Linked DNA regions of Homo sapiens: region 2 is linked to region 1. A link is an interaction called in ENCODE POLR2A ChIA-PET data of the cell type or tissue named here. Cell type or tissue: HepG2. All regions are shown on one strand. Links, peaks and the distances in the headings refer to the core of each region. The heading gives the core; the rest is flanking DNA. Region 1 overlaps SYNE3 (spectrin repeat containing nuclear envelope family member 3). Region 2 has its middle 18 kb from the start of GLRX5.

Region 1 (8,000 bases), core at 1-8,000:
TTTGTAAGGCAGAACAGAGTATCTGAGAGCTCTTTGTGTCTAGAGAAAGGGCTAGAGGTTGGTTGCACCCCCTGCTAACACACACACACACACACACACACACCCAGGCAGGCTACGGGCTTTCTGGCCTTTGGGCTGTCTGGGCTGGGGACCCTCATGGCTGGTGATTCTCCTCCTCCCACAGAAGCGTGTAGATCTGCTGGAGCAGGTGGCCCGGGAGCATGAGGAGTACCAGGCAGGTGTGGACGAGTTCCAACTGTGGCTGAAGGCGGTGGTGGAGAAGGTGAATGGCTGCCTGGGGCGGAACTGCAAGCTGCCCATCACGCAGCGCCTCTCCACACTGCAGGTAATCCCCAGCTGTGTCTCAACCAGAGGGACCCTAGGGACAGTCACAGAGGGTGGGTTCTATGTCATAGTTCCTTTTTTTTTTTTTTTTTTGAGATGGAGTCTTGCTCTGTTGCTCAGGCTGGAGTGCAGTGGCGCGATCTCAGCTCACTGCAAGCTCCACCTCCTGGGTTCACACCATTCTCCTGCCTCAGCCTCCTGAGTAGCTGGGACTACAGGCACCCGCCACCATGCCCAGCTAATTTTTTTGTATTTTTAGTAGAGACAGGGTTTCACCATGTTAGCCAGGATGGTCTCGATCTCCTGACCTTGTGATCTGCCAGCCTCGGGCTCCCAAAGTGCTGCGATTACAGGTGTGAGCCACCACACCCTGACCTATGTCATAGTTTCTTTAATAGGACAGTGCTTGGTGCCACAGAATATATAAGAACCCATGGCCCACAGACCCCCGTGAGGAGAAGTGTGGAATCTAGTCTAAACGCTTGGGTCCTCAGAGGCTTTATGGAAATCCCTGGCCAGCAGAGCATTTGGAAACCCAGGACCACAGAAGCATGGTCTAGGCTGGTGGGTCTCCAATGGGGGGCATTTGGCAGTGTCTAGAGACTCCTCGCCCTGAGGAAAATCTTTGGCAATGTCCTAAGAGGGTAGAGGGGGTGGATGTTGCTACTGCCTCTGGGTGGCGGCCAAGGATGCTGCAAAACCATCCTACAGTGCACAGGACAGCCCCACACAGCACAGAGCGATCCAGCCCACGTGGCAATGGTGCCAAGGGAGAAGAACCGTGGTGCAGGCGCCAGGTCTGCCATCGGGAGACGTGGGCTCCCCACTTTTCACCTGCTGAATGGCTTTCAATGAGCCTCTGACTCCCTCCATAAACTGAGTGGGTAAAATGTCTTTAATAATTCAAGAACCACTTGATACATTTTGCCACAACTGTGCAGTATCTGAACTATTTCTTTAATATTTGTATTTAAATGGACTCATTTTTAAAAAAACTGATGATTATTTATTTAGAAAGAAAACATATCACTGTCATAAATGGAAAAGATGGTGCCAATTCCAAATAGGTAGATAACCACACAAATAAATACAATGAAACCGAACGGAGCCATTTGGTTCTATTTGGCTCCACACTGTTTCCAGCTGAAGGCATGGAAAGGAAGATAAACAAATGTCAGAAAGTGTTCAAGACAGAAGCACCCAACAGAGACTTTCTCCTTGACTTAATCAAATGGCTTGAAAAAGACTTATGGGGAAGGAATAGGGTTCTCAGGTTGTGAGTCCATGCTACTTAAGGCAGACAGTCCAGCCCTTGGGAAGGCCCCTCTCTGGCTCTAACGCAGGACTCCAGGAATCAGTGTTTTGCAGGGCAGTCCCAGGTCTGCTCTGGAAAATGCAGCAACTGTATTCTTTTTCCCTGCCTGTTTTTCCCTCACCCCTCTACCCTCTTCAGGACATTGCCAAAGATTTTCCCAGGGGCGAGGAGTCTCTGGAGACGCTGGAGGAGCAGTCTGCGGGTGTCATTCGGAACACCTCTCCTTTGGGTGCAGAGAAGATCACCGGAGAACTGGAAGAGATGAGGAAAGTTCTGGAGAAGCTGCGCGCCCTCTGGGAGGAGGAGGAGGAGCGGCTGCGGGGCCTGCTCCGGTCCAGGGGAGCCTGGGAGCAGCAGATTAAGCAGCTGGAGGCTGAGCTCAGTGAGTTCAGGATGGTCCTGCAGAGGCTGGCCCAGGAGGGCCTGCAGCCTGCGGCGAAAGCGGGGACCGAGGACGAGCTGGTGGCACACTGGAGACGCTACTCGGTAAGCGTGCTTGGCCGAGTCATGGAGCCCAGGGTGCTGTCTGTGCCCAGGGTCCTGGCACTCAGACCTCCTCTGTGATGGAGAATCGGGCTGAGCCCTGAGCACACTCACTCTGTTTCTCCGGGATTCTTGGTATCTCAGCTCCCTGAGCGGGGAGTAGACAAGTTGGGTGTTTATCCCCATTTTCTAGATGAGGAAGCTGGGGCCTACAGAGACTTTTTTCCCCAACATCCCTAGAGTCACATGGTAGGTCTGTGAATAAATAACAGCAGAGGGGGATTGGGCAGCCAGGTTTGGGCCTCAAAGCTACTCTCCTGCCCAGTGGTGGGATAAGGTGTGGGCTTCCTCTGCGTGGAACAGGGAATATTGGATCAGAAGGGGAAACTCTTAATGTGGAGATCATGGGGAACAAACATGGGCCTTTAGGAGGCCAAGCAGCAGAGGCCCACGGTGGTGGGGGGTGCTTCCCAGACCCCGACATGACATCCCATCAGAGGCTCCCCAGCCCTCCCCCGAGGTATACGAACTGAAGCTTGACTTGTGGATAAAGAGAGTTTTAAAATAAGAAGCAACGGCCCTCCCCACCTCTGTCTTTATTTATTGTTAACTCAGGATCACGACTTCATGAGAGGAGATACCTCCAAGGGAAGCCATCCCAGATCTTACCTGCACTCTGCCACTGTTGTTATATGTTTTCTCTTCCTTCTAATCTCTGCTCATACGCAAAAATATTTTTAGTAGGGAGAAACAAAGGGCTGTCTTCTCATTCGATCTTGTAGCAGAACAGGTTACCCTGCAGTTATCACCTTCCTCCAAAGGGAACTGTCCCCTGCTTTAGGACTGTCTGCCTCAATGCGCCTTGGAGGTGGTGTGGCACAGTGGTGAGGGATGGGGACTTTGGGGCCAGACTAGCTGGGTTTAAGTCCTAGTTTCTCCCCTTGCTAACTGAGTGGCTTTCGGAAAATTACTTTAACCTCTGTTATGTGTGAAATGAAGCACTGAGAGGCTAGGAGACTTGCCTGTGGTTATACATCCAATAGGTGGAGACAGGGATTTTAACTTGAACCCAGGCAATCTGACTCAAGGTCATATGCTTCCAACCACTGGGCCAGCTCAGGCTCCCAGTTCTAGAAAATTAACATAGCAAGAGGAACAGACCAGGAATCCAGACATCAGTGGATCCATCCCCCCTGGGACTGCAACCCTGGGATGCTCCCGAGAGAGCAGAGGGCTGGGTATGACTTGTGTTATCCCTCTGCTGACGGGAACAGGACCCTCATCTGTTTCAGGGAGACTGTTTGCAGCAAAGGTTGAAGTCAGGGTGGATTTGTAGCTTATCCAGCGTCTGGTCAGGAAATGCAACTACCTGGCAGGGTCCACCCTCCTGAGCCTCCCAAGGAATCAGCAAACTAAACCTGACAACATTATAGGTCCCAGCATGGCATGTCAGAGCTGGAAGGGATGTGGTCTTATTTTACAAGGAGGGAACTGAGCCTAGAAAAAGGTCATGCTTAGCCAGGCCACCCAGCCATGGGGCAGCGTCCTTCCCAGGAATGAGGGCCCTGGGTGTTCCAGCACTGCTTCAAGTTGATGATGGGCCTTCCAGTGGCCTGGACAGGCCTCTCTCCAGGGACAGCCCCCAGTCTTGCTCACCCTCTGCACCCTTGCCCTTCCTGCTGAATTCCTGCAGGCCGGCCAGCTTTCCTGACCACTGATGTGCTGGGCTTCTTCATGAATGATTTTCAACCTGCCAGTTCCCACAAACCAACTGTGTCTGGTCTTCCGTGAAAACTTTCATAGACGTCATTATGTTTGCTAACTAATTGAATAGCAATAGGAACATTTTTGAGAATGAACAGGGCTGGCTGGGCAGATTCTGTGTCCTTCTGCCTACATAGTGGCCCCTATTGCCCCAGCTGCTGCCTAAAATCCTTCCCTCTATTTGTGCTTTCTCCCTTGAGCTTAATACTCTAAACCCTGTTCATCCGTGGGTCACCCCAGGCTAAGCCTAATTGGAGCTGCCCCTGGTTCCCTGTGAATGGAGGATCGGTCAGAGGTCGGTATGGTCAAGAAGGACAGAAGCACAAGGCTGCCTCCTGGGATTGAGGGAGCTGGGGATGGGGAGGGACTAATGCATCCCTGCTCTGTACCAAGTGCCTTGTCAATATCACCCGACCCACGTGGTTGGTGAGAGTGGCCCCATTTATCAAAGAGGAAACAGCCCAAAGTGCACAGCTAGGAAAAGACAGAGGTGGGTCTCCAGGCCAGCTCTGTGTTGTGGCAAAGCCCAGCACTTTCTACTACCCCACCCTGCCTCCTACTGAGCAGGGCCAAGCAAGGGGCTGAGAGTCCTGCAGATCAAGGTCAAACGTGGAACTTCCCAGGACAGCAGTGAAAGGCTGTGTCTGGAGTGTTTGCACATGTTGAAGTGAAGCAGCTTAGGAATAGTCCATGCAAATAGCTTCTAGGCCTGCCGAGAATAATAACCGGGTTCACAAAGCACCTTTAGAGGCATGAAGAGGCCCTGCTCTGATGTCCGGTCCACCATCTACAGACTCTGCAACCGTCAGAGAGCTCTTAGCCCAAGTTTCCTTGTAAATAACATTGGGACACGGAGACTAGCCTTTCAGGACTGTTGTGAGGCTTAAACGAATGGGACACCCAGGGCGCTCAGCCTGGCATTGGTGTCCCCTGAGTATTAGTTATTTGTACCATTAGGAGCTAGTGTTTGCCATGGCAATGCTGGGAGGTAGGGGGCAATAAAGAGCAGAACTGTAGCCCAGCACCAGACAGTAAAGGCTGAGTTCCAGGTCATGGAGCTAGAGATGGGAGGGTAGGGGCTGAGCTCAAGAGTGGGGCCCCAGTTCCTGCCCCTGGTGACAGTTTCTTCCTAGCCTAGCCCACCTCCACTGGCCACGCTCACCCTCCTGCACACACACACTTATCCTGTTGAGGAGCCTCACCTCCCGCTGCGGTGTCGTCATGTGCTGCAGGCAACACGGGCGGCGCTGGCCTCGGAGGAGCCCCGGGTGGACCGGCTGCAAGCCCAGCTGAAGGAGCTCATCGTCTTCCCTCACAACCTGAAGCCACTCTCTGATAGTGTCATCGCTACCATCCAGGAGTATCAGAGGTATCTGGGAAGGCCAAGGGTGGTGGGACTCAGGGTGTGCTGGAACCCACATTTCCCCATCTCCAGAAGGCGGGCTTGCTTTCTCCTACAACATAGTAACTTCTAAATCATTCTTTGTACCTCTCAATGACTGGCTTTTAGAGGTTCTCACTTGGCTCAGACACTGTCCCCTTTGACTGTTTTGCATTTGCTCCCAGAAAGAGGCCTGAACTTTGCATTTATCCAGGCTAGTGGCTCAGCCACCCATCCTATCATGACTCTTCATGCAGGTTAGCATTGGGGAGGGGTGATGGCCCAAAGGGAGGGCTTTTCAATAGACAGACTCCATTCCCCTGCCTTCGGATGCTGACTTCAACATCTGAGCCGTCTCCAGACCAGCCTCCACGTGTCCCTCAGCCCCCGGGCTCAGGCACAGCAGGACCTCCAGCTTCCTAGTTTAGCAAATGCAGCAGCCCTGTATCCTCCCTGTGTGGAACCGAGCAAAGTGTTGATTTGAAATCTGTTACCTGTCTTCACTGCATGAGCCTCCGAGGTGTTCTGAACATGGTACAACTGTCCACGCAGCTGTCGTGCATCTCCTACCTCTGCCTGGTACAGGGAGCTCCTTCAGAATGAACAAAGGGAGCTCCTACCTTTGCTGTGTGGCTCTCATCCCACAGCGTGCTCAGGCCTACATCTATAAAACTGGGGCAGTGGCCTGGATCCCCCGTGGGATGCTAAGGTAGGGGTCGGGCTGGGGTTGGGGGGTTGGATTTCCTGTGCACAAAGTAGGCAGGGAGACAGAGTGGCCAAGGGTCTTCCTCTCCCTCTGGTTTCTCTCACTGAGATTTCAGGTATTGGTTTCCTATGACTTGGTGCTGGACATTGTGTTTGAAAAATTATTCGTAGAAATTAAATGGGCCTAGAATGACGGTATCTTACTCAAGAAAGGGTTTTGTTTGCTTCTTCCAGGTGCCTGGGGGCAGGCAGGACTGGTCTAGGGTCTCCATAATTTATCTTCAAGGCTTGTATTCCTTGGTCATGAAGCTGGGCCATCCGTCTGTTGGACTGGCTTGCTTGCAGTGCACTTTTATCCTGAGGGCATGGACCTTTGCGATCCCAGCTTCATGTGAGGTGCTGTTTTCAGAATCTGCCCATTTTTGATAGACCCTTATCCTGAGTGGCTGCCAAAACCCTAACTCAGTTTTGTAGCTATTTCTTCCAGATTGGCAAATGCCCTCAGGGTCAAAGTTGGTTAGACTCACATTTCTATTATTTGTTTTTTAAAACTTTGATCAAGCAATTTTTTCATCTTTTGTTTTTGTACTCAGTGGGAGGGCCAGTCTGAATGAATTATTTTTCCGTTACTGGAAGAATAATGTCTCCATGTGTCATCTCATCTAACACTTAGAATGATTATATGAGAGGAGCACTGTGTTGCCTATTTCATAGGTGAGAAAACTGAGGCTTGTTAATATTGAGCCACTTAAGGTCATATAGCTGGCCTGTCTGGCTCCAAACTCCCAGCTCTTTATACCTACTATAGAATCAGAGAACACTCGTGCCTTTTATTTATTTATGTATTTATTTTGGAGACAGGTGTCGCTCTGTCACCTAGGTTGGAGTGCAGTGGTGCAATCACAGCTCACTGCAACCTCGAACTCCTGGGCTCAAGCAATCCTCCTACCTCAGCCTCCCGAGTAGCTAGGACTACAGGCATGCACTATGATGCCTGGCTAATTTTTAAATTTTTTTGGGGGGGATGGGGTCTTGCTATGTTGCCCAGGCTGGTCTCGTACTCCTGGCCTCAAGTGATCCTCCTGCTTTGGCCTCCCAAAGTGCTGGGACTACAGGTGTGAGCCACCGTATCCTGCCCATGAATGTAAATTATATGAGACTACAGGTCCCAAGGAGCCCCAGTGTCTGTCCTCAGGAAGACCCCAGGCCTGCTGCTGATGCCTTTTCATAGTGATATTAATCAAAGTCCCTTCCAGCTACATCTTCTGTCTACTGCTGCAGACATTCCCAGCAACTGAAACAGGAGAAGGCCCACCCTGGGAGCAGTGCATGCTGGGCCTCTTGAGGGTCTTGGCGGAGGCCTCATCCCTGGACTGAACCCACTCTCTCTCCTCCCTCATTTTCTCCCTCCACGCTCCTTGCAGCCTGAAGGTGAAGAGCGCGAGGCTGCGCAATGCCGCGGCGGTGGAGCTGTGGCAGCATTTCCAGCGGCCTCTGCAGGATCTGCAGCTGTGGAAGGCCCTGGCCCAGCGGCTCTTGGAGGTCACTGCCAGCCTGCCGGACCTGCCTTCCCTTCACACCTTCCTGCCCCAGATCGAGGTAACCGTGGTCCTGCCAACTGGGTGGGGCTGGGGTGGGCCACTGGCGGGGCATGGTGTTTCAGTCTCTCTCCCAGGGGAAGGTCCGTTTCCGGGTCCTCCGGATATCTGGGGAGAGCTCACTGCGCCCGGTCTGCTGAGTCCTGGTGCACAGGGAGCGTCCATGCTTGCTTGTTACACTGACAAAGGTCAGCTCGGCTCCTGGGGGTTAACCCGGGGCTCCGTACGGACGCTCCCCACCCGCAAGCATCTCCCAGGTGGAGGCATTAGCACTCCTGAGAGAGCAGCGTTCTCAGGCCATTGCCTTTACTGCAGCTCCAAGTGGCAAGAAACCTGACCTGACCTGCGGTATCTTAAAACAGCGACATTCAGGCAGTCCAGGGTGCCAGGCCACAGCTCAGTGGTGTCA
Region 2 (15,830 bases), core at 7,831-15,830, 96 kb before region 1:
TATGTTGAAATCCTAACTAACCCCAAGGGTGATGGTACTAGAAGATGGGGCCTATGGGAGGTGATCAGGTCGTAACGGTGCAATCCTCAGCAGAGGGATTAGTGCCCTTATAAAAGGGACCGCAAAGACACCCTAATCCCTGCTACCATGCAAGGACATAGGAAGAAGCCGCTAGCTATGAGGAAGTGGGTCCTCACTAAACACCAAATCAGCCGGGGCCTTGATCTTGGACTTGCCAGCCTCCTGAACTGTGAGAAATATATATATATATTTGAGACAGAGTCTTGCTCTGTTGCCCAGGCTGGAGTGCAGTGGCACAGTCATGGCCCATTGCAACCTCCACCTCCTGGGCTCAAGCAATCCCTTCACCTCAGCCTTCCAAGAAGCTGGGACTACAGGCATGCACCACCACACCCGGATAATTTTTGTATTTTTTGTAGAAACAGGTTTTCGCCATGTTGTCCAGGCTAGTCTTGAACTCCTGGCTTCAAGCAATCTGCCTGCCTCAACCTCCCAAAGTGTTGGGATTACAAGCATGAGCTACCACACCCGGCCAAAATTTCTGTTGTTTTATAGCCACCCAGCTTACAGTATTTTGTTATGGCATCCTAAACAGTCTAAGGAATGAGCTTTTGTTAATTATTCAATAAATAGTGTTAAGCCCTTAGAAAAATAAGACAGACATAGTTTCTGCCCTTTTGGAAGTTGCATTCTGGCAAAAGGTAAACATGCTGTACCATCTCTCACACACACATGTAGTTATATACATACATGCTTGTGTACATACATGCATTTGTATACAAGCTCGTTTTAGGTATTGGTAAATGTCATGAAGAAGGAAGAAGAATAAAAGATGATACTGGGCCAGGCGCGGTGGCTCACACCTGTAATCCCAGCACTTTGGGAGGCTGAGGTGGGCAGATCATGAGGTCAGGAGATCAAGAACATCCTGGCTAACATGGTGAAACCCATCTCTACTAAAAATACAAAAAAAAAAAAAAAATTAGCTGGGCGTGGTGGCAGGCGCCTGTAGTCCCAGCTACTCATGAGGCTGAGGCTGGGGAATGGAGTGAACCCGGGAGGCAGAGCTTGCAGTGAGCCGAGATCATGCCACTGCACTCCAGCCTGGGTGACAGAGTGAGACTCCGTCTCAAAAAAAAACAAAAAAAAGATGATACTGACTGGGGTTCTGGTGGAATAAGCTGGGGTTTGCTCTCCAGCCAGGACAATAGAAAAGACCTCTTTGAATTAAGATCTGAATCATGAGAAGAAGGTAGATGTGTAGGAAAGAAGAATTTCCAAAGAGAAGGAACAAGAGCAGAGGGTGGGTCCAAGCCTGACAGCGTGAGAAAGAAGCCACGGGGGCTGGGGCACAGCCAGTGCATGGCCCAGCTGAGTTCTGTAAGCAAAAGGCCTGCATCAGCAAGATTCACGTTTCCCAAGACTATCTCTTGAAAAGAATAGGTGCTTATTGTTTAATCTTTCCAGATTCTTACATAACTGGGCACTCTTTCAATTACTTTAGTTTAAATAACTACAGTCTTTCTGGGGAAGCCACATTAGCCTGAAATGACCTCAAGGTGAGCTGTTTGGCCAAACACGTTTAAACCAGATACAGCTAGTAATCCCAGCTGGAATGTTGAACGACATTGTAAATAAGCCTTTTAAAAAATATAGAATTTCGGCAGGGCGCGGTGGCTCATGCCTATAATCCCAGCACTTCGGGAGGCCCAGGCGGGCAGATCACGAGGTCAGAAGTTCGAGACCAGCCTGACCAACATGGTGAAACCCTGTCTCTACTAAAAATACAAAAATTAGCCGGGTGTGGTGGTGCATGCCTGTAATCCCAGCTACTCAGGAGGCTGAGGCAAAAGAATCACTGGAACCCAGGAGGTGGAGGTTGCAGTGAGCTGAGATAGCACCATTGCACTCTAGCCTGGGTGACAGAGCGAGACTCCGTCTCAAAAAAAAAAAAATATATATATATATATACACACACACACACGTATATATTTTTATATACACATATGTATATATTTTTATATTTATATATACATATATATTTTTATATTTATATATAATTTCAACTTTTATTTTAGATTGGGAGGGTACATGTGCAGGTTTGTTACACGGATATATTGAATGACACTGAGGTTTGAGGTAGGAATGATTCCATCACTGAGCATAGTACCTAATAGGTAGTTTTTCAGCCCTTTCCCGACTCCCTCTCCCCGCTTCTAGTAGTCTCCAGTGTCTACTGTTTCCTTGTTTACATCCATATGTACCCAATGTTTAGTTTCCATTTGTGAGGACATGTGGTATATGGTTTTCTGTTTCTGCATTAATTCACTTGGTATAATGGCCTCCAGCTGCATCCAGGTTGCTGCAAAGGACATTATCTCATTCTTTTTTATGACTGCATAGTAGTCCATGGTGTATATATACCACATTTTCTTTATCCAATCCACCTTTGATGGGCACCTAGGTTGATTCCATATCTCTGCTATCGTGAATAGTGCTGTGATGAACATACAAGTGCATGTGTCTTTTTGGTGCAATGATTTATTTTCCTTTGGATATATGCCCAGTAATGGGATTGCTAGGTGGAATGGTAGTTCTGTTTTAAATGCTCTGAGAAATCTCCAAACTGTTTTCCACAGTGGCTGAACTAATTTGCATTCCCACCAAACAATGTAAACTAATTTACATCCCCACCAATAAGGGTTTCCTTTTCTCTGCAGCCTGGCCAGTATCTGTTGTTTTTTGACTTTTTAATAATAGCCATTCTGGCTGGTGTGAGATGATACCTCATTGTGGTTTTGGTTTGCATTTCTCTGATGATTAGTGATGTTGAGCATTCTTTCATACGGTAAACAAGCCTTTTAAAGATCACTTTAAAAAGCAAATCGATGGGTAGTTACATCATAGAGACCATGGTTAAACACCTACAGAAAAAAAAATTCAGTGTCCTAATGTGCTTAAGATAAAATGCTCATGGAAGTGGTCATACATGGATTCAAAACTGCTCCAGCTCAGAAAACTTAAATAAAAGTAAAGGTAGTCTGAGTGTAGTGGTTCCTGCCTGTAATCTCAGCACTTTGGGAGGCCAAGGCGGGTGGGTCGCTGGAGCTCGGGAGCAGCCTGGGCAGCCGAGACTAGCCTGGGCAGCATGACAATACCCTGTCTCTACCAAAAATACCAAAAAATTACCCGGGCGTGGTTGTGTGCACCTGTAATCCCAGCTACTCAGGAGGCTGAGGCGGGAGGATCGCTTGAGCCTAGAAGGCGGAAGTTGCAGTGAGCAGAGATCACACCACTGCACCCCAGCCTGGGCAACACAGCAAGACCCTGTCTCAAAAAAGTCAAGGAAAGGCACTCTTGACGTTGATTCTCATGCTGTGGTGTGTGGACCAGCAGCAGTAGCGGAGACACCTGGGAGCTTGTTAGACATGCGCGGTAGGAATCTGCATTTGAATTAGATCCCTAGGTGAGTCACATGCACAATCACGTTTGAGAAGTTTGAGAAGCGCTGCTCTTGGAAACTTGTGGCAGAGCTCAAAAAGTGCTCCAGTCATGAGAGACACTGATGCTGAAAATTCCAGCAGAGCATTTTAGTAGTTGTTTCACAAGCTGAGAAGAAAAGCAACATTTGTAAATAAATGTATTACTTGATGATATATTAAATGTAGCTAAATTAATAGATTGTGGGCTCCAGCGCCAATTGCCTGGCCTTATATTTTCTAGTTCTTCCGCTTTTTCAGCTGTGTGTCCCTGGTCAAGTTACACATCTTCTCTGTTCCTCAATGCTCTCATTGGTAAAATGTTAAGCGTGTGTTAAAACACATTTAACATAGTTGGTGTACCATATATTTAATATAGTTGACTATGTCATCCACATCCATAAAGGTTTTTATATTTAAACTATCAAAACGTTTTCAAAAGTCCTCCCATTGGGAAAAAATGGGAAGCAGTGTTTTCCCTTATACTTAGAAACACAAAAAGCGGTTCCATGAGAGTTGGAGTTCAACTAGCTAGTATAAGTTCATTTCAGCTCTTAGTTCTCAGCTGGGTTCAGCCCAAGCTCCTGCTTTAAATCAGTATCTCTAGTGGCCAACTCTGCTACCATTAGTCAACACTGGGTAAAGTCTTCAAATGTAAATATTAAATAAATAGGCCCAGTGCGCTGGCTCATGCCTGTAATCCTGACACTTTGGGAGGCCGAGATGGGCGGATCACTTGAGGTCAGAAGTTTGAGACCAGCCTGGCCAACATGGGGAAACCACATCTCTACTAAAAATACAAAACTTAGCCAGGCATGGTGGCACCTGCATGTAATCCCAGCTACTCGGGAGGCTTAGGCAGGAGAATCCCTTGCACCTGGGAGACAGAGGTTGCAGTGAGCCAAGATCGCACCACTGCACTCCAGCCTCGGGGACAGAGTGAAACGGTGTCTCAAAAATAAATAAATGAAAATCCAGATGTCTTTGAAAGGCAGAGAAGAGAAGCAATTTGCTCAATGTCCTGCTACAAAACAATCCCTCCGCAGTCTCCCTACTGTGTGTTGATGAGGGTTGGGGTTACCACGTGGCACAGAGGTCAGGCGTCTTTCCGAAGGACACTGGCCAAGGGAGGAGGCTGAAGCCTAGGCAAGAAATCCCTGCTGAGAAACGCTCAGGTAGGTGGAAGAGAGGAGTTAGAAGTGTTTCTCTTAGCTTGGATCCTTAAAGGAGTAGAGATGCAGGTGTGAGCTTCTGGGGGTGGGAGTGAGGGGTCTGAGCTAGGAAATAAGTCTAACAAGTGGGCAGCAAGTCCAAGGTGAGTGAACCGTGTCTTGTAAGCCCATTTCTCTACTCTGTTCGTTTCTCCATGGTCATTCCTGAGTTAGAAAAGACTTTGCCTGCATGTTCCAGTCTTGACCAGCTATGCACCAGGCACAATGGGAAAGTTCATGGGTCCAAGAATCACGAAGTCTGCCTGGTAGTGGTAGAGGTAATTCGTAAGAAGTTACCAAGAAATGATCCCTGGGCCGGGCGCGGTGGCTCACGCCTGTAATCCAAGCACTTTCGGAGGCTGAGGCGGGCGGATCACGAGGTCAGGAGATCGAGACCATCCTGGCTAACATGGTGAAACCCCGTCTCTACTAAAAATACAAAAATTAGCCGGGCGTGGCGGCGGGCGCCTGTAGTCCCAGCTACTCCGGAGGCTGAGGCAGGAGAATGGCGTGAACCTGGGAGGCGGAGATTGCAGTGAGCCGAGATCGCGCCACCGCACTCCAGCCTGGGCGACAGAGCAAGACTCCGTCTCAAAAAAAAAAAAAAAAAAAAAAAAAAGAAATGATCCTTCGGGGGTTCCAAGCCCAGCCACCTGGAGATTCTCCCTCTGTGCTGGGGGTTCCCAAGACCACCTCAGACTTCATGATTCCGTAGAAGGATGCACAGGACTCAGAACAGCTGCTGTCTGGTTTAGTAGAGTGAAAGGATACAGATTTTTTTTTTAAGCAATGGTAAATGGTGCATAGGGTGGAGTCCAGGAGAGACCAGGCACGAGCTTCCAGATATGCTTCCCAATGGAGTCAGACAGCGTGCGTTTCTTCCAGCAGCAATGTATGATGACACACTCAAAGTGTTGACAGCCACGGAAGCTCACCCAAGAGAGAGATGTGAGACCGAGCCGTGGTATCCAAGGGTGTTGCTGGAGCGCCCATATGACTGACTTAGGCCCCAGAGTTCACTTCTGACCCTTATTTTATTTTATTTTTTGAGACAGAGTCTTGCTCCATCGCCCAGGCTGGAGTGCAGGTGTGCGATCTCAGCTCGCTGCAGCCTCTGCCTCTTGGGTTCAAGCGATTCTTGCGCTTCAGCCTCCCAAATAGCTGGGATAACAGGCAGGCTCCACCACACCCGGCTAATTTTTGTATTTTTAGTGAAGATGGGATTTCACCGTGTTGGCCAGGCTGGTCTTGAACTTCTGACCTCAAGTGATCCACCCGCCTTGGTCTCCCAAAGTGCAGGGATTCCTCAGTTTCTAGCCCCTCAGAGGTCAAACTGACCCAATGGGGCCCAGGGCCTTGGGCACACAAAAGCACTCTTTCCTAGGCAGGGTATTCCCAGGTCTGCTGGGTTATCTCCCAGAAGGAGATAAAAAGCCAGTTCTTTCTTTGAAAGGGGCAGGGTTTTGGGAACTCCCAGCTTGTTCAGTTAGCCCTTTACTGCCTACTCCCAAATGCCTCGCTCTGAGGCTCCCACTGTGACTTCATGAAGGAAGGGGGCAGACTCCTTCACAAAAGCCCACACCACTGGTTTGTGGAGGCAGGAGGAGAAAAGAGACTGGTTAGCGTGATTGATACCAAATCCAATGCCCCAGTCCCAGTGTCCCTCTGGCTGCTGAATCCTGCAGATGCTTACATCCAAGTTGAGCCCACCTGCCTGTAGATACAAATAGCCAGTCCTGTGGCTGTCCACTTCTCTTTCCAGAGCTCCCAGGCAGCCATCCTAGTGGTGAAGCTTGTTCTTGGCACAGACCTACCAAAAGAACACATACCCAGAGACAGAACCAAAAGGAAGCCCACGGCTCAGCCCAGAATGCCCCAAGCCAGTGATCTCCCACCCCTCTGTGGGTTCCTCTCAAACAGTCTTAAATCCCATTGAACTGTTCCTCAAATACTCTCCCCTGCAATGGCAAGAGAGACCCCAAGGTAGAAGCATAAACAAGCATGCAAAGTGAGGCAAGAGAGACCCCAAGGTAGAAGCATAAACAAGCATGCAAAGTGAGGCAAGAGACACCCCAGGTCACATCCTTAAGCGGGTATAGGGAGAGCAACCGTGTTTCCATGTGTAACTGGGCAGCTTAACTTCAAAATGCATTTCAAACTTTTTTCCCTTTCTCTTGGGTTTCAAGACACAATCTTGAGGGAAACTGCAAAAGCCTTTTTCCTTAGCCTCAAAATAGACTCCATGCCCCTCCCTTTCCCACCATCCATACTCTCTTTACGTTTGTCTAACTGTATGTTAGTATCTAATTGTGTGCCTTCTTAGAAGTTCCAGGGGCTGATCTTGAAACAGACCAAGTCTGGAGACCCAGTTGCAAAGTTTCAGGGATGACCTCAAGGCGGCTGATGAACAGCCCGGCCATTATGGAGATGATGTCAGCCCGAGGTCCAGGTGGACTGGGACCTGACGCAGCCACCAAAACAAGACACACAGACATTATGCTCAGCCCAAGTCTTCCATGCCTTCCTTATCAAGTTTTTCTTTTTTAAACTCTTGCCTTCCTGCTAAAAATTGAAGTGGTTAATTTGGACAGGAATTCGGCTGCCTCCCCTCTACTAGTTTGGGTAATAAATTCACTTTCTTTCTATCAGATGTCACTCTTGTTAGTTGGGCTCGGCCAGCAGTGAGCGTCCAGACCTGCTTTGTTGGGTCACACGTGCAGCACCCAGAGGGGTCTGAGTGTGAGCAACAGAGCTCTGTGTTCAGGCTCTGTCCACAATACCCCACACCCTTCCCGCAGAGGGGTCCTTACACCCAGGGTGGTGGTGCTGCCTTTCTTCAGGAGCATGGACTGGGTTAGAAGCTCATGGGCCTGGACGCAGATCCTGAACATTGGGGCAGGGAGTTCCTAGACCCTGTTACCTGTATTAGGGTCTGGGGAGGAAGAGAGCAAGGGCTCAGGTGATCACAGCCCTTGGACCCACTGACTCGCTGTCCTGCGGGCAGGGGAGCAACCAGAGAGGGCAAGGGTCCCTGAGTGCATGGGTCGAAGTGTGGTGCTGGTGTGTCTGGGGTCCTGTGGCTACTTGCAACTCAGCAACACACACACCTGCAGTGCGACATGCCTAGGGCCTGCCACACATTCAAGGTCTGGCTCAATGTAAAGGTACAGGTTCTACCAGCATAATCACTGCTGAGCACAACACATGATCTTGTGGGACCCTATCCACTTAAGACAGGGCCACAACTGTCAGCTGCACACCATCTCCTTAGGGTGTGACAGCAAAGATGACCTACTAAGGAACGTTGTCTGCTGCTGCCTGGTGGTCCCAGGCTCATTGTCCTCTAAGACTCATGCTGGCATCGCTTCTCAATAGCCCTCAGCCCCAGGAGACCCCCGCTCTGTGCCTCCCGATGCCCAGGCAGACTCTGCTGTCATGGCAGAGCTTTCTGTGCTCTCAGCCACGCCCCTCACTTGCCTACGAGGAGCCATGTCTGGCTACAGCTGTGGCCCTAACACCCGTCTATCCATTCAATAAGTAAATAGCGAGCTCCTACCTCTGTTGGGCGTGATTCTAAGCACTTGGAGTGCACCAGGGAACAAAACAGGGCCCCCTGGTCCCATGAAGCTTCCAAGGGAAATTCGAGGCACCAGCTAGCTCTAAGAATTAAGTAGGCAACTTGGTGAGCAAGAAGGTAATAGCAGCCTAAGCTAGTAGCCAGGAAGTTAGCCATGAGATATTTGGTTCCCTATAGAAACTGAGATACCATCTTAACATATGTCTGAGTTTTTTAGAAACCCGGACCCCCACCCAACAAATCACTGGCACGTGTATCTCAGATAAGGGAACTGGGGACTGAAGTCTGGACTTCATTCTTTGTTCTAAGTTTTTTCCTGAGGGGCCTGGAGGGAGCCACACCCATGAGCCTGAGATAATATTCTTTTCTACGGACCCCAAAGTTGGAAACAAAGCTTCTCTTCCTTAACCAATTGCAAATCAGAACATCTTTGAACCTACCTGTAAGCCCCACCCCTCCTTCACAATATCCCACCCTTCAAGGCCAAAACCAATGTGTAATCTCTATGTATTGATTCATGATTATGCCTGTAGCTTCCACTTTCCTGAAATGTACCCCACCTCTAAAAACCCTTACCCACAAGCCATCAGGGGAGTCAGGATTTGAGCATTTGCTTCCTGGTCCTCCCTGCATGGTGCCCTGCAAATAAATGGCTTCCTTTCTACTGCTGCGAAGCCTCAGTGTGGATATCTGGTCTTACTGTGCTGAGCAGGCAGACCCAAGTTGTGTAACAGTATGGGAGTAAGGAAACCTTTTCCAACGACCTGGTCTCAAAAAGTGAACCACCCATGCATCTTCTTTAGGAAGCTTTGGCAGGATGTGCTCCAGCAGAGCAAAGGAATAAAGCACAAAGACCAAGATGCGGGACACAGGGAACAGAAAACTCAACACAGGAAGAGCAAGGATGATGATAGACATCAGAGGGCAGCTGGAGGGTGGAGGATTCCAGGAGGGAGCTTGGCAGGGGGCAAGGGCTACTATGAGTTATCTGATGCTTCTGTTGAAAAACTTTATTGACAGGTATTTGGCAGATGCCTGTGCACTGTATAAAAATCCAATACAAAATAATCAAATAGAAAATAAACAACTAAAAAAAGGCAATTTTTAATAAATGGAGATAAAAGTTAAAAAAAGGAATACAGCATTTGCTTATTTATATATATTTATTTCACTAACATATATATTGTCAATAATAATGTAAAGACTGATGATTGCGCTAATTGTATAGGGAACAGTGAGAAGTAGGGTAGATTGATGATTATATGAGAGCATTCTTATCTATCAAAATGGCAAAGAGATTAGATAATATCTGATTTATTAGCAAAGAAATAGCAATATAAGCACATTAAAAAATATTGGCTAGGTGCAGTGGCTCACGCCTGTAATCCCAGCATTTTGGGGTCCACCCAGCAGGTGGGTGGATCTCTTGAGCCTAGGAGTTTGAGGCTAGCCTGGCAACACAGTGAGACCCCATCTCTTCTAAAAATACAAAAAATTAGCTGAGCGTAGTGGCACACACATGTATTCCCAGCTACTTGAGAGGCTGAGGTGGGAGAATCGCCTGAGCCTGGGAAGTCGAGGTTACAGTGAATCGTGATTGCACCACTGCACTCCAGCCTGGGCAACAGAGTGAGACCCTGTCTCAAAAAACAAAACAAAACAAAAAAAGAAAGGAAGAGAAAGGAAAATGAAATATGGAGGGAAACAGAAGAAACTGCTTAAGAAATGGAAATTTGTTTCCTATAGAGAGCAGGACCCATGGATCAAAAGGCAGGAGAGTGCTGTTTTTCATTATTACTGTAGTTTTTAAAGTATCATTTGACTAATTATATGCATGCATTGTTTTATTAAAAACGAGGTTAAAATTTCAAATGAATGGGATACTAAAAGCTTATACCCTATTTGACCATGTTTCTGATAACCGCAGGTAACAAAAGGACAACTGTGACCAAGGAAAAGGCTGGGGGGTGGCGGGCAGACAGAGGAAGGTGGGGGCAGCAGCAAGGGCTAGCAGAGGGACACTGCCAGGAAGTGAGAACTTGGGGCAACAGGTGGCCCTGAGTATGGGTAGAAATATCTGACCCCACCCAGGGCTGTGACCGAGGTCGGACGGAAGTGCAGGGAAAGACCAGCAGACCGCGGGAACTCGCTCGTAAAGCACTTTGTTTACTTCCTGCTGTCTGGAATTTCAGAGTGAAGTCCAGTGGGACCTCTGGCCTGGCCACCTGTCCGCACAACACACGGGGCCCAGGAGGCTTTCCCTGGCATCATTTGCAAGGAGGCATCATTTGCATTCACCTTCCATTTGTCTGACCTCAGAGGTGGGACCCTCTGCTTCCTTCACATACTTGATAGTGGATGGCCAGGGGCAACTTCCAAAATTCCTGGCCTCCCTGGCTCTTTCAACAGGCAACTGAAGCTCAAATTCAGTTCTTCTCAGGGCTGCAGGGCGAACACTCTGGACACCACAGCCAGAGCTGCACTAAGCGGCTGCACTCACTGAGCCGGCCCTCCGAAGGGTGCTACAATATGGATCTGATCACAGCTCAAATTCCACCAGGTAGTGACCTTGGACAAGTAACCTGACCCCCTCCCAGTCTCTGTGTCATCATCTGAAAGGAAGAGAGAATATCCCACATTTGCAGATCTTTGGTGAGAAACAAATTACGGATCTAAATGCTCAATAATTGTTTGACCCTTCCCCCTGTCTGCTTATACCAAGTAAGCATCCACCATAAAATCCAGGCAGCCAGGTGTATTAGTCTCCTTTTGCCGCTGTAACAAATGACAAGCTTAGTGGCTTAACACCAATTTTTAATCTTACAGGGCAGGAGGTCAGAAGTCTAAAATGACTTTCACTGGGCTAAAATCATGGCCTGTGTTCTTTCTGGAGACTCCAGGGGAGAATCCGTTTCCTTGGCTTTTCCAGCTCTAGAGACTGCCTGCGATCTTTGGCCTGTGGCCCCTTCCGCCCTCTTCAGAGTACATCACTCCAACCTCTGCTTCCCTCCTGCCCAGGACACCTGTGATTACATTAAGCCCACCCAGGTGATCCAAGACAATCTCTCTATCTCAAGATCCTGAACTTAAACACAGCTTAAACTTACCCCAGGTAACACAGTCACACATTCCAGGGATTAGGACATGGACATCCCACCACACTTTGTACGAAGTGCACCTGAACTGAAGTAACTTAGTCAGGTGTAACTGACACTGCCCCTTGCCCTCTGCTCTCCCAAGAATCATTTTAAGGAGACTTTACTAAGGAATCATGGAAAAAAGTTAAAAAACAACTTAAAGGCCAGGCGCGGTGGCTCATGCCTGTAATCCCAGGGCTTTGGGAGGCCCAGGCGGGTGGATCACGAGGTCAGGAGTTTGAGACCAGCCTAGCCAACATGGTGAAACCCCGTCTCTACTAAAAATACAAAAAATTAGCTGGGCATGGTGGCAGGTGCCTGTAATCCCAGCTACTCAGGAGGCTGAGGCAGGAGAATAGCTTGAACTCAGGAGGCAGAGGCTGCAGTGAGCCGAGACCGCGCCATTGCACTCCAGCCTGGGTAACAGAGAGAGACTCCATCTCAAAAACAAACAAAAAACAAAAGAATTTAAGAAGCCAGAATAACAGGAAGTGTGCTGCTAGTTTCCCAGGATTACAATTTACTTGTAAATGTACTGAAGAACTCTGAAGTTCTCCTTGAGATTTGAAATATTTTAATACCTATGTCAGACTCTGACAGCACCCTAACGCCCCCAAGATCAGGGCAAGGGGTGAGGGGTATCTGACACCCAGCTGAAGTCTCAGCCTCTGCCCAGCCTGGGTCTGGAGCCAGAAGAGGTCCCCATAGACTCGGGCTCAGCATGGCCTCCCCAGGAAGGTTGCTTCATCGGTGGTGGTGATGATCAAAGCTGATAGCTTGCTCAGGACTAGTGAAGACACATCAATAATCTGGAAATACTTTCCATATTTGCTCACCAAATTTCCTAGGAACCGGCGAACATTTCTACCTCCTTTTTCTGGCAAAACGAATCCCTGTGAAAATGGCTAATGAGGTACAGTAGAACCCAGTGTCACAATCCTTGCTACTGCTAAATTAGAATTAGCTCAAGGTTAAACTGCATTCTTTGAAGCATAACTCAACACAATAACTGTCTAACATATCGGTTCAGAAAAGACTCTCCACTTTGGTATGAAATAGAAGCAGTATTTTTAAAAATAAAACTCGGTGGCAGTAAGTCAAACTATAATCGTAGGAAAGATACTTTACAGGGAATTCTTTCTGGCTGAAGGCCCTGCCGTCCCCTAGGGCTGCTGGGCAGTCCACTGATAGATCATCACAAGGATTAGATCTGTCCTTTGCCTTCAACAATGAGTCTCTATGTTCCAGGGGCAACCAAACATGAACGATGTTGTGTTCATCAGCCTGTCCTTCTCTGCTCCCTTAAACCCTCCGAACGGTGGTGGATACCACAGCGCGGTACCAAGTCCAGGTGTAATCCAACATTAACTGTCAAGGTCAACTTACAGTGAGAGCTCATTATGAGCCATGGTCTCGACAGGGTGCTGTCATCTAAGCTTGTAACACGCCTGAGGTCGGTGGCATCTGCTATTTGCCCACTTAAGCAGGAAGGGAGGTTACTAAGTCGTCTGAGGTCAGTAGCACACCCAGCAAGTGCTGGGATGCAAACCCAGGGAGGGTGACTTGAGTCCCGGCTCTTAGCTACTGCGGTGTTGCGAGGCTGTAACCTGTAATAGCCTAACATTTCTTGTGACTAATCCAAAAGGAATGAAGAAAGGAAATTCTTCACTCTTTTCTAAATGTATTTTTTGGGGCACTCTGTATGCTGGCCAGAGGGGATCTGAATAAAGCCAAGTAACAGGCAGTTAGGTCCTGGAGTGATGAACAAAGAACAGGGCTGTAGAGTGGATTAAAGGGTCTGTTCCGTCTGGGGTCAGGGAAGGCTTTCTGGGATAGGAGAGACTTCACTGTGACACAACCGGGTGCCCCGGGAGGTTCACAAGGAGGAGAATAACATGGCTATTCTGACTGAATCCAGGATAGGGATCTTTGAGGTGAGGTGCACCTTCAGTGGCATCTCTGCCCTAAGGGAGACTCTGCCCTCAGCTCACCTGCACTGGGCTCCCAGGGCAACCGCCAAGAAAACAATGCTCCCCTCACGCAAAATGCCCACATAGCTTTCAGACCTAAAGTGATGCTACTCTCAGGAAATAAGACAGGAATGTGGCTTTACAAGAGTCCACCTGGTCACCCCATGCGTCTCTGTAAGCCCCTGGACCTTAAAATGGCTTTTCTCTTCACCATTCCTCTGCTCTGCTTCATAGTAGCTATTATATGGTTCTTAGGCACAATTTAAAGCTGCTTTTTAGATTTACTAAACAATTCTTAAGTGGAATGTTAAATTTTTAAAACAATCAGTGTTTTGTGTGGCCATCCCCTAATATATATCTTTTCCTGTCGGTGGCTCTCAGGAACCCACATGAAAGCTTTCTCACCTCACATTTAAATTTGTTTCTGCTGGGCGCAGTGGCTCATGCCTGTAATCTTAACACTTTGGGAGGCCAGAGTGGGAGGATCGCTTGAGCCAGGAGTTCAAGACCAGCTTGGGCAACACAGAGACCCTGTCTCTAAAAAATAAAAAAATTAGCCAGGTGTTGTGGTGCACATCTGAAGTCTCAGCTATTCAGGAGGCTGAGTGGGAAGGATTGCTTAAGCCCAGGAGGTCAAGGCTGCAGTGAGCCATAATCAGGCCACTGCACGCCAGCATGGGCAACAGAGCAAGACCCTTTTTCAATCAATCAATCAATCAATCAATCAATCAATCTGCACCAATGAAACCTTGCCGACACAAGTCATTCCTCTACCCTTAGCACAGTCCCTCCTGTCACAAACAAGGGACCTGATTTCTCAAAATATAATTTATGTCAAAATATCTAAGTAAACCTAACAAATGTAACAAGAATTCTCTCTTAAGCTGGCTGCTATGGCTTGAAAAGTTAAAGGAAAGCTTCGGTTCCCAGATTCTACACAAGTGAATTAAACACTGCCAACAAAACGAAACCCAACTTAAAAGTTATCTTCTGTCCTAAGATATCTCTAAAACTCATAGCTTAATGAAGCAGAATGCCATTTATGTAACTACCAATCCATGAAAAAAATAAAAACTACCTGAAATCATAAAATGTTTAATCTTCTAAAATAACTTGATTTCTAAGGGTCTAATCACACAGACCCTGAAGCTATGACAAATATCCAATATAATCACACTAATACAGGCCTAATGTATTTTAAATAGGTGCATTTAAACCCGAGAAGCAGTCCTTGCATTTTAAATAGGTGCGTGATACTGCTGTTTGCACAAGGAACCTCTGTGTCTCTGCTCTAATTCTCACAGTGAATTCTAATTATGCAGACCATCAAAATTATTCAGACTTACACTAGATAGCATCTTCAATTTTCTACTTGGTAGAGATTTGTTAGGCATATAGAAAAAAATTATTAATTAACTCTGAGAAAGAAGACTTACATTCCTCGTAGAGCCCAGTGATTCCTTCAACTTATAAGTTCCCTAGTGACTTTGATATGATCTCACTATGACTCATAAGCATGAGTCAAATTATTCACTTGGCAGCCTTTTCCTAGCTCCAATCATATTCTAGAGAGGTTTCTTACATTGATGCTTCCCATCAATAAGTTTCTCATCATTTCGCTTTTCAGATGAAACCTAAGGGCACACAGGCAGATTCAAGGAAAAGCCAAAAGAAGCAAAATTGTGAAAACGTATCACACTCCTCACTAGATGTGATGGCAAGGGACAATTTTGCAGACCCGGCCTCTGGTCCACGGCCTGTATCCATCCAGAGGCAGTATGAAGTGACTTATTCATGGTGACTCTGTCTACAGGGCAAGGTAGATCCTTCTAGTGCTCCTGCTTCCCTCATTTCTAAACCAAATGGCTCAAATGGATGTGTTTTAACCTCCTCTTAGATCCTAAGGTCCCTTAGCTTACAGAAGACATAAAGGTATCATGGGATGTAGCAGACAATTAATGTAATAACCTTTTTCTGAGAATAATCTATTTTTCTTTTCTCTAACACGGTGAGGTGGGTGACTGCTGAGGAGCAGTGCTCTAATCTGATGGGGCAGTCCCCAGGGTGGGGGCGTGGGGCTACAGCTTTCCTTCCCCTTCCAAAACCTCTGGGGAAGGGGAGCAGGGGCAACTCCATCAGTTCTAGCCTGACCTCATGGAGGAAGTCTGTTTTTAGAGTATTCTCGAGAGGAACTCAAGGAGATTAAATAAGCAACGAAGAACAAGCCTCTAGAATAGCTCTGGGGAAAAGAGCCGTTCTGTCCTTTTTGCCCTTATTATGAGAAAATGCATCCTTCTTCCCACCTCTGCCACCGTAAAGATATGTTTCTAGACAAGCGCTCTCTTTAAGTCCCTGGAGATGAACAAAGCCTCCATGCCACACCAGGCGGGCTTCCTTCCCATGGGCCTCTGCACAGCCCCAGGCTCTACCAGGCC

The links. ChIA-PET counts read pairs that join two places held together with the same protein. Peaks named below come from ENCODE experiments on the same cell type or tissue, not always from the same donor. Only the 100,000 strongest peaks of a DNase experiment are listed, where the experiment ranks them.
Region 2: POLR2A ChIA-PET joins it to region 1 with 14 read pairs; 17 of 35 experiments call an interaction of 5 or more read pairs at or near these places.

What each region holds. Positions count from the first base shown.
Region 1 is chr14:95,449,523-95,457,522 of GRCh38, reverse strand. It overlaps SYNE3 (spectrin repeat containing nuclear envelope family member 3), which reads left to right. Exons shown (of 18, transcript NM_152592.6): 5 at 185-346; 6 at 1,799-2,146; 7 at 5,140-5,276; 8 at 7,418-7,592. Among named protein-coding and RNA genes, the nearest start is that of SYNE3-AS1, 63 kb to the left of the region's middle. RefSeq lists enhancers at 4,972-5,021, 5,412-6,204. In HepG2, for the core only: a CTCF peak has its summit at 4,893; DNase peaks (open chromatin) are centred at 4,432 and 4,862.
Region 2 is chr14:95,545,058-95,560,887 of GRCh38, reverse strand. No RefSeq gene overlaps it. Among named protein-coding and RNA genes, the nearest start is that of GLRX5, 18 kb to the right of the region's middle. RefSeq lists enhancers at 2,717-3,216, 12,230-13,105 and a cis regulatory region at 14,779-15,069. In HepG2, for the core only: a CTCF peak has its summit at 12,131; DNase peaks (open chromatin) are centred at 10,427, 10,847, 12,157 and 12,757; H3K4me3 peaks cover 1,451 bases.